Linked DNA regions of Homo sapiens: region 2 is linked to region 1. A link is an interaction called in ENCODE POLR2A ChIA-PET data of the cell type or tissue named here. Cell type or tissue: Panc1. All regions are shown on one strand. Each heading gives the region's core, and the rest is flanking DNA. Links, peaks and the distances in the headings are about the cores only.

Region 1 (13,101 bases), core at 3,737-8,736:
ATCAATCTCAGAAGACTTTTCTTCTTGGGTAGATGACTTAATATACCAGATTCTCTAGAAAAGGCATTCATTCACATATATTCACATTCCCCACACACATATATACACACACACACACCCTATAAAATTGGATAAACACAAGCATGGGATAAAATCTAAGATTTCAATATAATAAGATTAGACTAAAACAGTGTTCATAAAAGTAGGGGAGAATGAGCCATTTTTGCAATTTTACCTTCAAGCAGATATTCCAGAAGGTAATGCCCGGAAAAAGTTATATTTACCTACTACTCAACAACCCAAACACCTGGGAAAAATCCTTGCAATTCTGATAAAACAGGTAGGCACAAAGAAAATAACCCAAAGAGGGAGAGAAAATATGGTCACCTAGGGAACAGTGGAGGCCCCTTTCCTCAACTCCCTCCCAAATGATCCTCTGCCTTTATTTGCCTCGGCCTTCTTGTTTTTTCCCCTTCAACCCACTTGATCTTCCTGTTCTCATCCCACATCTTTCTGCAAGTCTTCTCTAGGAGCTGGCTACAGGGTCTTCCCAGAACAGAGCCCACAGTTCAGGAAACCCTGCCTCATCTCCAGTGCGAGGACGGTGACAGAGAAGGGGCAGAGCAGACTGAGATGAAACAAGTTCAAACAGCTTACGAAAACCTGGGAATCCAAGCAGATATCTGTCCACAAAAGCAGACAACGTCAACTGTATCCGATTCACATTTAGAATGCATACATGTTTTTATAAATGTACATAGCTCTACATATGTCAAATATCAGTGTTAAATTTTTTTAGTATGAGAATCCTGTTAAAGGTAATAGCTCATGGATCCTACTGCTATATATATTTCTGGACTAATAAAGAAAGAAATAATCGTATTGAAAGCAGATATTGTACAGTAGGCCCCCTGTAAAATTTCCCAAATACCCTCCCTGTCTTCACTCCCTTAAATCCCACATTTACACATCTACACATTGGGAACCTCTGCCATATAACAAATTTGCACGCACCTCACCCAATCCCATAAAATAGACTTTCAGAAGAAAAATCAAGTGAAAAAGTGATTTATCCATGTAACCTCCCTTACTCCTATATTTAGTCATGCAATTAAGCACTAAGTTGTTTTTGATGTGTGTTTATGTGTACCTATCTCACATGATCCCTACAAACAACCTAAATGAGGAAAAGAGGTCAGGTTCCAGCATTCTCATTCTCAGAGGCCAGAGGGAGCTCCCCCACTTCTCAGTCTCCAAATGTCGGTGGCCCAAGGACTCAGGCCTCAATCTTCACTTTTTCTCTATCTACTGAAGTGATCTCACCCTGTTGCATGGTTCAAATGCCACATGCATGCCAACAATGTCCAAATTTCTATCTCAGAACTCCGATCTCAAATATCCAACTACCTTGGGAGGCCAAGGTGAGTGGATCACTTGAGGTCAGGAGTTCAAGATCAGCCTGACCAACACAGTGAAACCCCATCTCTACTAAAAATACAAAATTAGCTGGGCGTGGTGGTGCATGCCTGTAATCCCAGTTACTTGGGAGGCTGAGGCAGCAGAATTGTTTGAACCTGGGAGGCGGGAGCTGCAGTAAGCCAAGACTACACCATTGCTCTCCAGCCTGGGCAACAAAAGCAAAACTCCATCTCAAAAAAGAAAAAAAAAAAAAAATCCCAACTACCTCTTCAGCATCTCTACTTGGAAGTTAACAGGCATCCAAACCATCATCTATATAAAAAGCAACCTGGAATTCCCACACCATCAACACACACCTCCTCCCTCCTCCCCAGCATTCACTCTCTCAGTAAATGCCAGTATTCACCATGTTGTAGAAGCAAAACCCCCCAGCAGTCAGTCTTGACACATCTTTCTCTCACATCCCACATCTAAACCATCACCAATTCTATCAGCTTTAGCTTCAAAATATGTCCCATATCCCACGATTTCTCGCCACCTACACTGCTACTACGCCATTCTCAGTCACTATCATTGTCTTAACATAAGCATCAAGAAGGCAGGGCTGTGACAGTTTTGTTGTATCTGCAGTGTATGACAGACAAAGCTCAATAAGTGGTGAGTGAATACATAAATATTGACACAGAGAGGTGATATGACTCATAGAGCAAGTAAATGGCAAAAGCCAGGTCTTGAACCCAGATCTTTAGAAATATAGGGAAGGACTGTTTCTGCTATTCCACACTACCTCTTAAAGCTTTAAAGGAAAAACGGAGGAGTGTATACTACTACCTTTCATGCCAGTGCATGTTTTTCTTTTTCCTTTTACCACTATCTACCCACTAAATGCACATACTCAAAACTCCTTGTCCAGCAGACTTCTCTTAACAGTGAGGAGAAGCACAAAAAAAAAAAAAAGAATATTTATGGATCCAAAGTACAGTAAACTTTCCAGTAATGCCTTTATAACTGGGTTTGTTTTGGTAAAACTGTATTTGTAAAAAGAGAAAAGATGATAGGGAGGGGAACAATTCAGATGCTTCCACAGCCTAATTCCAGTTCTGAAATGAAAATAACAGTACATGGGGTTGGAAGTGGAGGTGTTTCTAAGACATGGAGATGTATGCATACGTTCTATCTAAATATACTTACATATTCCTCCTGGCATCCTTTAGGGAGGAATAGCTATTAGAAAATGAAAAGGCTGGGTTCTGAAAGGTTTTGATTCTGAAAGAGAGAATAACATTGTTCTAGCACAATAAACTTCTGGGCTTTTCTCAGACCTACAGCAAAGTAGAATTTAGAAAAAGTGCTGGACCCGTTAAAGGCTCTGCCATAATAAATCCTTTCACCTCCCTGAGCCCAGGTTCAATAAGACATACAAATAAGATATGTTTGGACACACAGCGGGGAACATCACACACTGGGGCCAATTGGAGGGTGAAGGGTGGGAGGAGGGAGAGGATCAGGAAAAATAACTAATGGGTGCTAGGCTTAATACCTGGGTGATGAAATAATATGTACAACAAACATGCATGGCACAAGTTTACCTATATAACAAACCTGCACATGTACCCCTGAACTTAAAGTTAAAAAAAACAAGATGTGTTATGAGTGTACCCTCAGCCCTGACATGCCAGGATCTCCCTAATTTTATAGGTGGAGCCCCTGAAAGGACACAGAAGTTACCTCCAAGTGTAATAAAACACATACTACTGAAACGCACATGTCTCTTTACTATCAAGTAATATGGACTACTAAAAAGCAAAGTAGACCCAGCTCACACCAAAACTGTATTCATTAATTGAAATACAATTATGACTCTTAACTCTGTTATTCTCACTAGCCTAAACACTTTTAAATCATATTTTTCGAATATGGAACTTGAGACATGCTCACAAGTGTATAGAGCATTGTACCATCTGTCCAAAAATGAAACTGGTAAAGAAAAAAAAGTGACAAAGTAGACTACTGACCTCCTTAACAGACAGAACATTTCAGACACTTTAGGAATACCCATTTATCTCTAAATAGTATTGGTAATATAAAGAGAAGTCAAGTCAGTACTGCTCAGGTTAGAACTTTAATGCACTAATCACAAGTAATTCTTATCAAATTCTTAAACATTAAACCTCTATTAAGCCATATATAAGGCTTATAAGGCTAGTTTTTCTGGTACTTACTCTCACGGCAGTGACCCTCTCAAAATGATGCATCTATTCAGCTCTATCCTTATTCATCTCAACATGATATGGGGCTCTCTACTGAGCCACCATTTCCACTTGTGCCATTCCTTTTTACATATTCTACTGTGCAGCTTTCAATATGTTCAGGCAAGTCTTCCTTCTCATTTGTTCCAATTAGTAAAAGTTTTACTACGTAGATTGAAAAATATATATATTAATTATGTTTTACTTAAATTAGTGCTTTTGGGAGAAGGTCCCAAAAACCCCAGAGCAGAAGCAGATGGTTAAGTCTTCTATCTTGCCTAGTCTTCAGGTTTTTATTCCTTTTACTAGTAAAATAGTATTTGAATAATCTTAATCAGATATTCAAATTGCTGTATTTCAAGCTTGTTAAAATGGAAGCATATGCCCACAATTTTTAGAATATACTGTGTGTATGTTCATGGCAAACATACACACACACACACACACCCCTTGTTAAAATAAAGATTCAGTGTACACTGTATTTATGAATATAACCTCTATGCATAGGAGAAACTGTATAATTAGAGGCAGTCTTTCTCCAGCCCAGAAAGCAAGCGAATACTAAATTCCCAGGCCAGGTCCCAGGTCTCAGAAAGCTCTATCATCAAAAAGCCCAGACCCAAGAAAACACTACTGGCAATATAACAGACACAGATAAGTGGTTGCTGAGTGAAAGAATGAATGAATGAATGAACGAACGAACGAGCTAATTACAAAAAGACAGAAGAACTGAGATTCTACTGCTACTGCTATCTAGCATTATGCTAGCTATCCGCCACATTTTTATTTCTCCTTCCTACCAAACTATCTGGATGCAACGTAAGGCATTCCAATCAGATGTGATGTTTTCTTTTGTCTCCAAATTACTGCTTGGTATTTAATGGTGTATCTCTTTTCCTAGTTTTCGGGAAGCTTGTTAGCAGCAGTTGCTGCTCACAAGAGCTGCTGACAGGGAAGCTGGCACGTGCACCCCATCTGGGCCGTGGTGAAAGAGGGGCTCAGAGGCAAGCACAGCTGAAAGCAGGTGGGGGCGAAATAGCGTTTAGTAGAGGGGAGCAGATGATGTGGAAAGGAAACTAGCTTGTGATCAAAGGTTTTAGGATGGAGGGGAGAAGAGGACAAGACAAGGAAAAAAGGATAGCTGGGAAAAATGACAAAGAAACAGAAAGAGATGGAGGGAGAGACAGTGTCACAAGAATTATTCAGAGAAAAGAAAACAGATCTTCTAGGCCAGGCACAGTGGCTCCCGCTTGTAATCCCAGCACTTTGGAAGGATGAGGCAAGAGGATCTCTTGAGGCCAGGAGTTCAAGACCAGCCTAGGCAACATAGTGAAACCCCCTCTCTCCAAAAAAAAAAAAAAAATTTAGCCAGGTGTGGTGGCACATGCCTGTAGTCCCAGCTACTTGGGAGGCTGAAGTGGGAGGATCACCTGAGCCTGGGAGGTCGAGGCTGCAATGAGCTGTGACAGCACCTCTGCACTCCAGCCTGGACAACAGTGAGACCATCACACAAAAAAATAAGACAGGGTCTCAAAAAAATAAGACAGGCGCTTGCTCTTATTCCCACCTGCATACACTAAGTGTTACCAATCATTTGTCCAAGAGGTTAATAGGCAACATATGGAGGTAATTTGCTCTCTTTAGCCCTGTTCTGGTGGGAGGTGACCTCCTCAGTGGGATGGTAGACCAGAGTATATTCTTTATTGACTCTCAGGCAGTATAGGTCTCTGTACCACAAAAGCTTGTGCCTTCTAAATTTCAAACAATTTCATGAAAATAATGTTGAAACTATGATACCATCTTTATATTCGTTATTTATTTAATCTTTAACTTAACCCACAAGATTCCAAGGCAGTTTATAAGAACACATTGAATAAAACAGAAATACGTATTTTTAAAATCCAGGACTAAGGAGATTGTAATACGGGACAAAAAGTCAAGGCTAGTGGAAAGTTATTTGTAGTCTACTGCTTTCCACATAGACATTAAGGATGGGCTACGAATTTGGCTTTGAGTTTCCTAGGGGTCAAAAAAAAAGCAGGGGAGAAACATGATCAAATGCATTGCTCTCGTTGTCAAAAAAGGGAAAAGAAAATGTTATTTGAGGAATGAAAAGTTTTTCTGATGGTAGTTCTTAAATTTCTCCGGGGGAAGAGGGAGATTTGAAATTTCATCTAGAGCTTTTGTGGTCTTCCCAATTACTTTGAAGAGTTAACGCTGTACTTAGAAATATCAACATATGGCCAGGTGTGGTGGCTCACGCCTGGAATCCCAGCACTTTGGGAGGCTAAGGCGGGCTGATCACTTGAGGTCAGGAGTTCGTGACCAGCCTGGCCAACATGGCGAAACCTTGTCTCTACTGAAAATACAAAAATTAGCCAGGCATGGTGGCGAGCGCCTGTAGTCCCAGCTACTGAGATTACAGTAGGAGACTGACGCAGGAGAATAGTTTGAACCTGGGAGGCAGAGGTTGCACTGAGTCGAGATTGCGCCACTGCACTCCAGCCTGGATGACAAAGCAAGACTCTGTCTCAAAAAAAAAAAAAAAAAAAATCAACATAGGGCATTTAGATTCCAAAACACCAAGTCAGAACATCAGCAAACAAACTGTACTCTTCATTTTTAGTGTACTTCCACAAAGCCATTTCCCGCTGGGGTTCCTCTGTCCTCTGCCTGCACTTCAAATTTACTTTCTTAAGATGCACCAACCAAAATGGGCAATTAGAATGTTTAAAATGCTAATACCATGATAAACAAGAAAATTATTCAGGAGTGAAAAAAAAAAACAATTATTATCTACTGACCAATGTAGTTGGAGAGATGAAATTCACATAAAATTGAAGAAAACTACCAGAAAGCATCTAAGAAATACTTATTTGGTGAGGGATTTGGGGCCACAGGAATGAGGCCAGAAAACCTTCCTACTTCGAAAGATTAATAGTAAACAATAGATGGGTGTTATGAATACAGGGTGACCATATAATTTATCAGCCAAACTGGGATACCTGAGAGTTAAAGAGTGTGCTATCAATAATTATACCCAACAACAGGTGTAAACTGGGGCTGCCCCAGGCAAACAGAGACATATGGTCACTCTCTGTGTTCATCACAGCTTTACATTCCTATCACATACATGTCCTCATTACACCCCCAACAATATCATGCCGGATAGAGGCCAATAACATTGTCTCCGTTTTACAGATATGTAAATACATGCCAAAAAGATGACTGAAGTAACTAACTCAGGTTTTGCAAAGAGAAGTATCTGAGCTGAGACTCCACGCAGGTCTACTGACTCCTAACCCAATGCCCTTCCATTAAATCATCTAAGTAATGACCTGGACCCAGTCAAGTATCCATGATATGCACCTAGCTAAGTTCTTTCTCCTTTCCAGTAAGAGCAATAAAAGTTGAAAACATTTTCAAATGTCAGGAGAAAATATCTACCTTTCAGTTTTAAATCCAAGCATAGCTAGGTTCATATTTTGATTATTTTACATTTCTAACAGGACTTTGTTCCTGATTTCACAATTTTCTGTTATTTCATTTCAAATGATCTAAATATAGGCAAGGATCCTAGACAACAACAACACAGATTCATGACAGGCTTAAATTCAAAACTCTCATAAAATTTAATTCCATTAATTCAGGCTCTCCAATAATCTTCCTCTGTTTTCTGACCCCTATGTCATCATCTGCCTTACATTAAATAGCAAATGATCAGGAAATGCTTTACAGAATTATTAGGTAATAAATGGTCACTCCATCGAGTAATTCTCAAACCCAGCTGTGTATCAGAATTACCTGGGAGCTTTTTAAAAATATATGAATTCCAATCCTTACCCTACATCCATCAGGGTCTCCGAGGCTGGAACCCAGAGTAGACAATTTTTTGAACTCTCCAGGTGATTCTGAGGCCCATCTGTTCTAATGTCAATCCAAATCTGACCCACCCAAGATTTCCAAGGTAGACACAGCTAGCCCCTGACTCACTAGCAACCACAGTTATGTCATTCTACTCTCTCCTTTGCAACCCACACATGATTTCTTCTTACTGATTTTCTTTTTCCATCCTCTACAGTGCAGTAGCATCCTGCATTGACAGGCAGTTAAGGGCATACACATTGCAATCAGAAAGCTGTGGGGCAGATCCTAGTCACTCCTTTCAAGACCATAACCAACGTCTTCTAAACTAGTCTATGTCAAAAGATAGTAATGGTCACGATCATAACACCAATAATAAAAGCTGATATTTGCTAAGCACTTACTATGCCACTAACAATGCTAATCACTCTACATGAATGATCTCAATTGCCACATTAACCCTGTAAAGCAGGACTACTCTCATCCCCATTTTACATTCCGGGAGAACTTTGCCAAGGTCATACTGCTGGGAAGCGGCAGAACAACAAAAAAAGGTCCATTTCTGAAAGGTAAACCACTTCTTGTAAAAGTACTTCTAAAAGGAATCAGCAGTCCTTCTGGAACATGAAACATTTAGGCTTTGAAGATGCATCAAAGGTAATTTTTTCCAGTGTGTGATTTGGGGCTTTGCTGATTGGCTGGCTGGAAAGAAACTGGATTCAATGTTTCAAATGCAACCTCATACCCCAAATATTTATTACTCTCTAGCTGTTCCACTGGATAAGGTAAAATGAGCTTCCACTTAGATCTGTTTAATTGGTAGGGTGGCCATATACATATAAAAATTATATATAAGTTTTTTTGAGACAGGTCTCACTCTGTCACCCAAGCTGGAGTGCAGTGGCACAATCTTGGCTCACTGCAATCTTGGCCTCCCAGGCTCAATGCTGAATCCTCCCACCTCAACGTCCAGAATAGCCGAGACTACAGGCGTGCACACCATCACGCCTGGCTAATTTTTCTATTTTTTTGTAGAGACAGGGTCTCGCCTTATTGCCCAGGCTGGGGTGTCCATATAATTTACTGTACCAACTAGGAGATATTAAAACATCAGGAACTATTCATAACTATGCTGGGAAAATAGGAATAGGCATATACTGGAACATATGACCACCCTACTGACAGCAGAATTCAAAGACAATAAATGGCAAGTGAACTGCCATGGACTCACTCAACACCATGGCTCAATTTCACTCAATAAATAATTTTTGTGTGCCTACAATGTGCCAGCCTCTGTGCTAGAAATTGGTCATACAATGATAATAATTCCTATGAACCAGACACTAATAGAACTGACTAATCATTCAATAGTTACAACATGATAAGCTTCGTATTAAGGAGAAAAATCAAACTGCAGAATAATACATATGGCAAGATTCCATTTGGGAGGGAGGGAGGGAGGAAGGGAGGAAGGAAGGAAAGAAGGAAGGAAGGAAGGAAGGAAGGAAGGAAGGAAGGAAGGAAGGAAAGAAGGGAGGGAGGGAGGGAGGGAGGGAGGGAGGAATTGAAAGGAAGTGTGTGGGAGCAAAAATAATCTTCTAACTCCATATAAGGGTGGATCAGACGAGGTTTCACAGAGAATGTCCTGGGGCTGGGATTTGCAGAAAAATAGATATTAAATAACAGAAATAGGTGGGACTGGAGATAGCACATTTCTGGCAGAAATAAGAGCACAAGTTTGAGAGCATGTAGTGGTCCTTTCACAAAGTGCACATTGGTGCACTGGAGGGTGCGTTGGGGGGTGAGTGGCCAGACATGGGGCTACAGCAGTGGACAGAGGCAGGCGTGGTCAACCCTCTAGACCATGCTGAGTAGCCAAGACTCTACAATGCAGGTTAGAGGAGGCCAGTGATTGTTGATTTTGAGAAAGACCAATGTCAGGTCATTTTGAGAGCAGCTGACAGAAGGCAGAGACCAGCAGTTTGGAAGCAACTGCAATGGTCCAAATAAAAGATGATGTTGAACCAAACACTATGAATCCCCTACCTCAGACAAGGGGCCAGGCACTAGGGATTCAAAAATAAACACGATCTACTCGCTGCCTTATGGAAAGTGAGGTTAAATGAAGAGGGAACAATTTTAATATAAGAGAATGACCATAGATGCTTCAAATAAAAGGTTTAAGTTAAACAATGGAATGCTTCTGACTCTAAACACTTTGAGAACTGCTAAAGAAAAAGCTAACACAAAGTTTAGAGGTTGTAAAGTCCCAAAACAACGAAATAAACAGCTGAGGAGAAAAGAACCTTTCTGAGACAGAACTATCCAAGGCTGACCTCTTTTATTAAGTGGTTGTAAGGATAACTGGGAAGTATCTGGGCAAATACATGGTTTTGTTTTGTTTTTTTGAGACAGAGTCTCATCTGTCACCCAGGCTGGAGCGCAGTGGCGTGATCTCAGCTCACTGCAACCTCTGCCTCTGGGGTTCAAGTGATTCTCCTGCCTCAGTCTCCTGAGTAGCTGGGATTACAGGTGTGCACCACCATGCCCGGCTAATTTTTGTATTTTTAGTAGAGATGGGGTTTCACCATGTTGGCCAGGCTGGTCTTGAACTCCTGACCTCAAGTGATCCACCCATCTCTGCCTCCCAAAGTGCTAGGATTACAGGCATGAGCCACTGTGCCCAGCCAAACACATGGTATTTAAAACACAACTATAACTATAGTATTGCAACTTGGGGAACGTGTGATGGGTGGGTCTTTCCTCAATACAAGATAAGGCACAACACTATTTAATAAAAAAAGCTCTCTGATTTTTTAAGTCTGATCCAACTTCAAATCCCACTTACTAGCTATGTGACCTTGAGTCAATTATTTTACCTGCCTCTCTTCACTATAAAATGAGAATAACCACATATATACCTTATAGGATTGTGAAGGTAAATGAGGCAGGATTCCCAGCTAAAATGGCAGATTGAACAGAAATACCCAATTTCACTCCCTTCTGAAACTCCACTAAAATATAGTACATATTTTTAAAATATATAAAGTAGTATAATAAATACAGCATGGCTTTTCTGTTTAAGACCAAATTCACAAATATGTAAGGGGAAAAGAAGAGGAGAAAACTACAACTTTGGAAACTGGAAAGTAGTTGGATATGTAAAAAAAAAATTGACTTCGATAATCCACAAATACTGAATCCCAAGCTGACAATGGCAAAAGCTGATAACCAAATTAACGTATACCACAGAAGTCTCCAAAGTCACAGGAACTGGAAGGAAGCACCAGTAACTGGGGTGAAGAAAGAGGGCCAGAGAAAGGTGTTTGAGAAAAAGAATCCCGTTGGCCACTCCTCTGCCCCAGCAAAAGTCTAGACCAGCACTGTCCAGTAAAATGGTCCACAATAATGGAAACGTTTTGTATCTGTGCTGTGTCCAGTACGGCAGCCAGTCACATGTGGCTACCAGGCATTTAAAAGATGGCTACTGTAACTGAGAAACCGATTTCTTAATTTTATTAAATGTTAATTTAAATTTAAGTGGCTACCATGTGGCTAGTGACTATTTTATTATAAGGAAACACATATCTAGAGGTTTAGTTTCTGGAAAGGATAAGACAAAGGGTCCTGTAACTAGAGATGTCAGGTGAAGCATGGGAACCTCTGGGCACGCAGAAAGACGGCATCTGCACACATGCTGAGTGCTGGGGGCCAGGATGCTACAGCCTTCACCCTCTTCCCTGCAGCTCCAGAAATGCTGGCAGCCAGTCCCTAGCCCTCCAGGTGAGAGACTGGAATACTGTCTTCTGAGGAATGTGACCATCTCACCAGGACTGACCTAAAGACACAGAGGCTGGGAGTTCCCCAATGAATGGCTCACTCTTAGTGACGTTCAAAGTTCACAAGCCCGAGGCACATGCTCAGCCTTCCTCCAAGTTTAATCATAAACAAACAGCCAAGGTAAACATATGTCTGAGGAAAGCCTCTAATGCAGACATGGAGATAGAAAAAAGCAACTCAGAGAAAACATTACACAGAGAGAAAACTTTAAAAATTAATGTCTTCAGAAAGATAAAAGAATACCTTTTATTTGTGAATCAAGAATAAAATGTTTCTTTTTTAAAGTAACATTTCAGAGAAAAAAGGAGCTCTCGAATATTAAAAAGATAATAACAGAAATGAAAACACAGCTGGGAAAGGGCCCTACGGAACTTCTAGGTTGATAGAAATGTTCTATATTTTGTTTAGGGTGGTAACTGCACAAGCCTATATGATTGTCAAAACAGCCAAAGGAACACTTAGCATTGATAAGCTTTGCTGTAGGTAAATAATATCTTAATTTTCAAAAGCTAAAAAGGTTGGAAGATAATGTTTAGGAAAAGGCCAGGCGCAGTGGCTCATGACTATAATCCCAGCATTTTGGGAGGCTGAGGCAGGGGGATCTCTTGAGGTCTGGAGTTCAAGATCACCCTGACCAACATAGTGAAACCCTGTCTCTGCTAAAAATACAAAAATTAGCCAGGTGTGGTGGCATGCATCTGTAGTCCCAGCTACTGAGGAGGCTGAGGTGGGAGAATCGCTTGAACCGGGAGGCAGAGGTTGCAGTGAGCCGAGATTCTGCCGCTGAACTCCATCCAGCCTGGGTGACAGAGTGAGACCCTTTCTCAAAAAAAAAAAAAAAAGTTTAGGAAATAGGTTAGAAAAGAACAGTTTGAAAATAGGAGAAAAGAGATAAGAAAATTAAAGGGGGCAATCCAGACAGTCACATGTCTGAATTCCTAAAGAAAAGACAAAGAAAGTGGAGGGGAGAAAATCATCAGCAAAACCATTTGAGAAAGATTTCCCAGAACCAAAGGCTACCAGTTGCCAGGTTGGAAAGGCCCATCAAAACAATGGAGAAAAAGACCTGTTTGGGGCATTCCTGGGAAATTTCATAACATTGGAAACAAGGGTCTATAAAGCTTCCAAAAGAGAATAAAACAGGCTACATTCAAAAGATCAAAAATTGAGAATATTCTCAGGCTTTTTAACAGCTGCACCAAGGAAAGAGACAGGCACCCAATGCCTGCAAAATTCTGAAGGGAAACAACTTCCAACCCAGAAGTCTATAACCAGCCAAATTATCAACGAAGTATGAAGGAAGAATCAAGATACAGTTAGACATCAAAGATCTCAAAAAACAAACTGCTATGCATCCTTCTGAAAATAACAGGAGACAGGCTCCAACACAGGAAATAAAGATTAAACAAAGAGGAAGTGAAGGGAACTCCCAGGAGCACAGAACAGAGCGGTCTCAACACAAAAGCTGTGGCCAGCCTCAGAGGATGACCAATCCCCATGTGAGCAGGGCAACTTGAGGGATACTTATGTTGAGGGCAGTCACTGCCAAGATCCCCGTAGACTGCATTGAGGGTAGAATGCCTGGGTGAGCCTGGACCAAATTCCTAATGGAATTTGGTTTTTCTTAATCATGCACTGATGAAATTCCTGTTCCCCTGCTGTGTCCTGCTGCCTGAATCAGCAGAAGACTATTTCACCCCGCAGAAGTATTCCATTTGGCCTATTCCTG
Region 2 (5,000 bases), core at 1-5,000, 64 kb before region 1:
CTGTGCGGGGGGCCTGCAGGCGTGCAGCCCTCCAAGCCACCACCAGCACTTCTGATACATCAGTCTGGGTCACAGCCAGCAGATGGGTCCCTGCCTCCAAGCTCCCCAGGAGGGTCGTGTGAAGCCAGGCTTCTGAAGCCCTGGCCTTAGGATCAGCAAAACATCCCAGGGTGGGGGCCATCACCCAGGGCAGGAGGACGAACGGGGGCTCGTTCAAGGACTTAAGAGAAGGCAGGAGATCAAGACCATCCTGGCCAACATGGTGAAACCCCGTCTCTACTAAAATACAAAAAAAAAATGACTCTCTAAAAGGAGACCAACCCCAGCCCAGCCCTTCTCTCTGCTGACTTGCCCCTGACTCGGGGTGGGGCCAGAGGGAAGAGAGGGGAGACACACCTTGCCTAGACAGCACCGTAATGGGGATGCCGGGGTCACTGAGCTTGATGAATGGGCCACACTCACTGTCGATGCCCTCACGGGCCAGGAGGAGGTTTTTAGTACACACATTTCCATGGACCAGGTCTTTATCCTCCTGCAGAGTAAAAAGGTCAAGTTTAGCCAAGCTGCTCCTTCCCGCATTCTATTTCCAACCCTGGTCCCTCAGGTCATCTCTTCCTACCCCCAGCTACAGCCAGATCTGGACAGCCTGGCCCTGCTGCCAATCATCTGTGTGACTTAGGCACATCACAGGTGCCCCTTGGCTCCAGCTCCCTCATCACTGAATGTGGCTAAATAGTGGCACGTATCTCATTGGGCTTCGTGAGCATGATACTGATTAGAATCTGTGAAACGCCTGAACAGCTGACCCATGGTGAGCACTCCACACGTCAGCTACTAGATGCTGGCAGTTCACTCATTCACTCAACACGTACTGCACTGCTTTCAGCCTTGCCATCCATATGCTGCAGTATGCAAGTCGGCCCTCTGACGTGCTAACATTTCCCACTAAACAGAACTCATGTGAGCACAGGGAACGGCCCCAAACGACCATCTTCAGTAAGCACCAGGCACACCTTTGTTCAACCACAGAGCCCTGGCCCCATGGAACCCAAGGACAGGCCCCTCTAGCTGCTTGGCTAGCACCTCCTTCCTGCCACCCCTCCCAGGACACTCTGGTTTCTGGTGGGACCATTATGGACATCAGGACATTCTCACCAAGTAGCTCAGGGCACTGGCCAGCTGTTTGGCAACTTTGAATTTCCATGGTGTGGTAAGGACATCGCTTTTCCGGTGCATGAAGAGATCCAGAGGACCCCCTTCCACAAACTCTTCCACCATGATATCTGTAGGCATAAAAATAGCCATGTCTGGAACCTGGTCTGTGGCACGGTCCTCTCCTTCATCCCCTTACGACAGTCCACTTCAGTGGACACTACTCGGCCTCAGAGTACACAGATATCCTTGGGGGGTGCAATGGTGCAGGGGCTTCAGAGCTGGAAAGGCCAAGTTCAACCCCAAGCTCTTCTTCTAAACGGTGGCACTGAGCAAGTGACACTTCTCTGAGCCTCAATTCCCTCATCTGTAATAACAGATGGCGGCTAAATGTCACAAGGCCTGGAAAGCCTTGGCGGAGGGCCTGACACAGAGAACAAGGGCTCTGGGAACAACCGCCACCACTGCTGCTGTTCTACAACACACTGTGATGCAGAGGTCAGGCCGCTCACACGGCAAAACTTCCCTCTCAACAGGACTCCTGTGTGAGTACACGGAACAGCTCACATTGTTGGATTCCACAGGGAAGAAGTCACTTGGGGTTAAAAAAAAAATCGCTCTTCTTCCAAACTTACATGTCAGGAACTCAGAGGCCAAGGCCACCCCTCCATCTCAGTGTGCAGCAGCAGCCCAAGGGCCCACCGGCTCAGTGGCTTGACAACCAAGAAAGGGCCAAGCCTGCCTGTGGTTAAAATGGAAGCCAGTCCATTCGAGGAGCCAGCGTCTTGCTGCTTGTGGGGTGCGCTCACCTCGCTCACCTGCCCAGAGCTCCTTGGGCCTGACTCTTGTGGCCTTGACCTCATTTCACTCACCTCAGCCTCCCAGGTCTAGCACAGTGTAGGGTTCTTGGCCAGCGTTGACAAGAAAACATTACACAAATGAATGAAAAGCAATTGGTTTTAGTTCCACCTCCACTATTAACTTAAGCAAATGACCTGCTCAGTCCCTCAATCTCCTCAACTGCAAAAAGAAAGGCAAGAAGCCTGGGCAACGTGAGGGTGGGAAGAGCCTCCACCATCTCCACAGCACCCAAGCTCCCCAGCCAGGCCACCCACCCCTTTGAAAGAGAACACACTTACTCTCCACGTCGCGGACACAGACGCCATAGAGGTACACGATGTGTTTGTGGGAGACCTGTCTCATCATGCTGGCTGCCTCGAAGAAGGCCTGTGGGCGAGCAGGACATAGGAATGTCTCAGGCCAGCCTCCAGGGGGCTGCTCCCCAGGGGCTCTGTTGAGGGGAAAGCCAGTGGACCCAGGAAAGCTCACCACTGTCGCCACCCCAGGCCCTGAACATCAATCCTCTGGCCTTGGCTGTCCAGAGGCACTGCCAAGCCTTGTTCTCTGGGCCAACCTGGCAGGGATGTGAGGTTTATTTAGAAAACCTAACAGGATGCAGAGCAGGGCTGGTGGGAGAAGCTGGCTAAGAATTTTCCCACTGGATACTCATGCCCACCTCTCTCTCTTCCTTTCAGCTCTGGGAAATACCCATATTTAGCACTATGCTGGAACAAAGGGGAAATGAAGGCAGCCGATCTCTGCTCAAGATTTGACTGTGTCACTCTAATAGTCTGTAGAATCCTGGGTGAGTCCTTTTACTCCTCTGGGCTTTCGTTTTCCAGACTGTGTGGTGAGAGCCATGGACTGTATCAGGAACTTTGAACCATTTGGCCAGAGTCCTAGGGCTCCACAGCACAGCCACCTGGACCTGTCCTTAGGAAAGGTGGGGGTTGGGGGTGGAAGGGAGGGCACAGGCTGAGTGTGAGGAGCTGTTCAACCCACCTCACTTACTCTACATGCAGGGTCCACTAAGATCATATGTGGAGAAAAAAATTCTGAGTAAAAGGCAAGTTTGAAAACCACTGGGCCACAAGAAGGGCAAGGGTTCTTCTCAACCCATTGTGTTCCACTGGCTCCAGAAACGGGAGAGGGGAGGGGAGGAGTTCAGAGGAAGACACTTGCCAGGGAAATATCCCTGTGGCTGGGGTCTAAGACTTTGAGGATCACTTTTATCTTCTTCTCTTCAGAAGTTCCTTCGTCATCCTTGTAATCCATCAGGGTCCCAGAATAGATGTGTGTTCTCGTGCCTCTCCCAAGGTGCTCGCCCTGAGGGAAGAAGCAGAAGGCTGGGTGACCTCTCTGTGCCCTGAAGTGATGGACCGTCTGGGAATGGGTCCTCAATGGGAACATGGACTATCAATGGGATGGGGCAAAGGCAAGAGGGCTCCCTGCCCCAGCTCGTGGTCCCCAGGCCTCCAGAGAAAACAACAAGCTATTTGGCCAAACACAGTGGTGACATTTGCTGGGCCCCAGGAGACAGTCCTCCTACTCCCTAAACGGCTCCTTGCTTTCTACCCCTAGGAACAGCCTTTGGCCAAAACACAGTCCTAACATGTCAGGACACTGCAAACAGGGCCATCAACAGCCAGCCACATGGGTCCCACCCCAGGCCTCCAGAGAAGACTCAAGAGAGGAGCCCCCAGGCAGCTCCTCTACTCACAGGCTGTGCTACCCTGTGAAGAGGCTTGCAAATCCCAGCTCTACTACCCGCTGGCCATGTGACATGGGGGCAATCTCTGCCCACTTTCTGCAAATGGAGGTAATAATGGTACTGACCTCATAGGGCTGTGGTAAGAATCAAACCAGGAAACAGGGATGGAGGCTCCTGGTACAGACTCAGGCACACGGGGGGATGCGTAGAAACCCATCTGGTGGATCCATGTGTTATCTGAAGCCCTCTGGCACAGGTAGGCACAGTTTCTCACACTGGAACCATCTGTTTCCCATCCATTTATCCAGTGTGTGTGCTCATGTGTGTGCATGCACGCTAGGATTTAAAATTAGTGGTGCAAAGTACACCTGCATTTGCCCTGGCAACCTCACAGAGGAGATGGCAATGTGAAGATGAAGGTGGAGCCTGGGGTGATGTGTCCTGGATTTCCTGACATGTGAAAGGGAACAATACCCCCAGATGAGTGGCAGGAGGACTGAATGAGATGATCCGTGCAAAGCCCTAGCCATACCATGATCTATTTCTGAGGACCCTTCCAGTTCAAGTTGCAATAATTCTGCTTTTAAAATTCTTAATATTTGGAAATCGAAATGGGATTCACGAAACTTAGGCAATGTCAAGTTGTTGACATTAGCACCACAAAACTTGTAAACTGAAGATCCATTATTCTATTATTTGAGGACCCCCTGGAAATGCAGAAAAGGGACTGTCACTGATACCTAGGGAATCAGTCTTATCCCCCATAGGAACATACACCATTGTTAATCAGGTATATTAATTTGCACAAATGCCACCATTTGTTATCTGTCAGAGCCGAATGGCGATGCATCCACCCTGTCTGCTGTATCCTGGCAAGGTCTTTGGCTATTCATTAAAGCTGCATCTGTCATGAAGTGATCCATCAAGGTTATGGGAAGCTGTATTCCCAGAACATCCCGTAAAAGCCATATGCTTTCAGAATAATTGCTCTTCCCGTGGCCAAGTCATGACACCATGCTGTCAGGATTCTGCAGGGACCCACAAAGGCCCATATGGCCCACTTCATCCTCCTCTGATGCTGTTCCCTCCACCTTGCCTAGCTACTTGAGTTCATCCTCCAGGAGGAGACCCTGATTTTTTTTTTTCCCCAGACAGGGTCTCGCTCTAACACCTGGCGGGAGTGCAGCAGCACAATCATAGCTCACTGCAACCTCAAACTCCTGGCCTTATGCAATCCTTCCAACTCAGCCTCCTGAGTAGCTGGGACTACAGCTGCTTACCACTACACGCAGCTCAT

Evidence for each region. ChIA-PET counts read pairs that join two places held together with the same protein. Peaks named below come from ENCODE experiments on the same cell type or tissue, not always from the same donor. Only the 100,000 strongest peaks of a DNase experiment are listed, where the experiment ranks them.
Region 2: POLR2A ChIA-PET joins it to region 1 with 5 read pairs; 2 of 35 experiments call an interaction of 5 or more read pairs at or near these places.

The regions. Positions count from the first base shown.
Region 1 is chr1:64,904,643-64,917,743 of GRCh38, forward strand. The region is part of intron 1 of JAK1 (Janus kinase 1); the gene reads right to left. Among named protein-coding and RNA genes, the nearest start is that of JAK1, 55 kb to the right of the region's middle. RefSeq lists an enhancer at 11,264-11,558. In Panc1, for the core only: no CTCF peak of the experiment used is centred there; no DNase peak of the experiment used is centred there; H3K27ac peaks cover 1,865 bases.
Region 2 is chr1:64,844,358-64,849,357 of GRCh38, forward strand. It overlaps JAK1 (Janus kinase 1), which reads right to left. Exons shown (of 25, transcript NM_002227.4): 13 at 3,175-3,318; 14 at 2,292-2,379; 15 at 1,156-1,283; 16 at 397-532. Among named protein-coding and RNA genes, the nearest start is that of RAVER2, 100 kb to the left of the region's middle. RefSeq lists enhancers at 1,927-2,428, 2,246-3,445. In Panc1, for the core only: no CTCF peak of the experiment used is centred there; no DNase peak of the experiment used is centred there.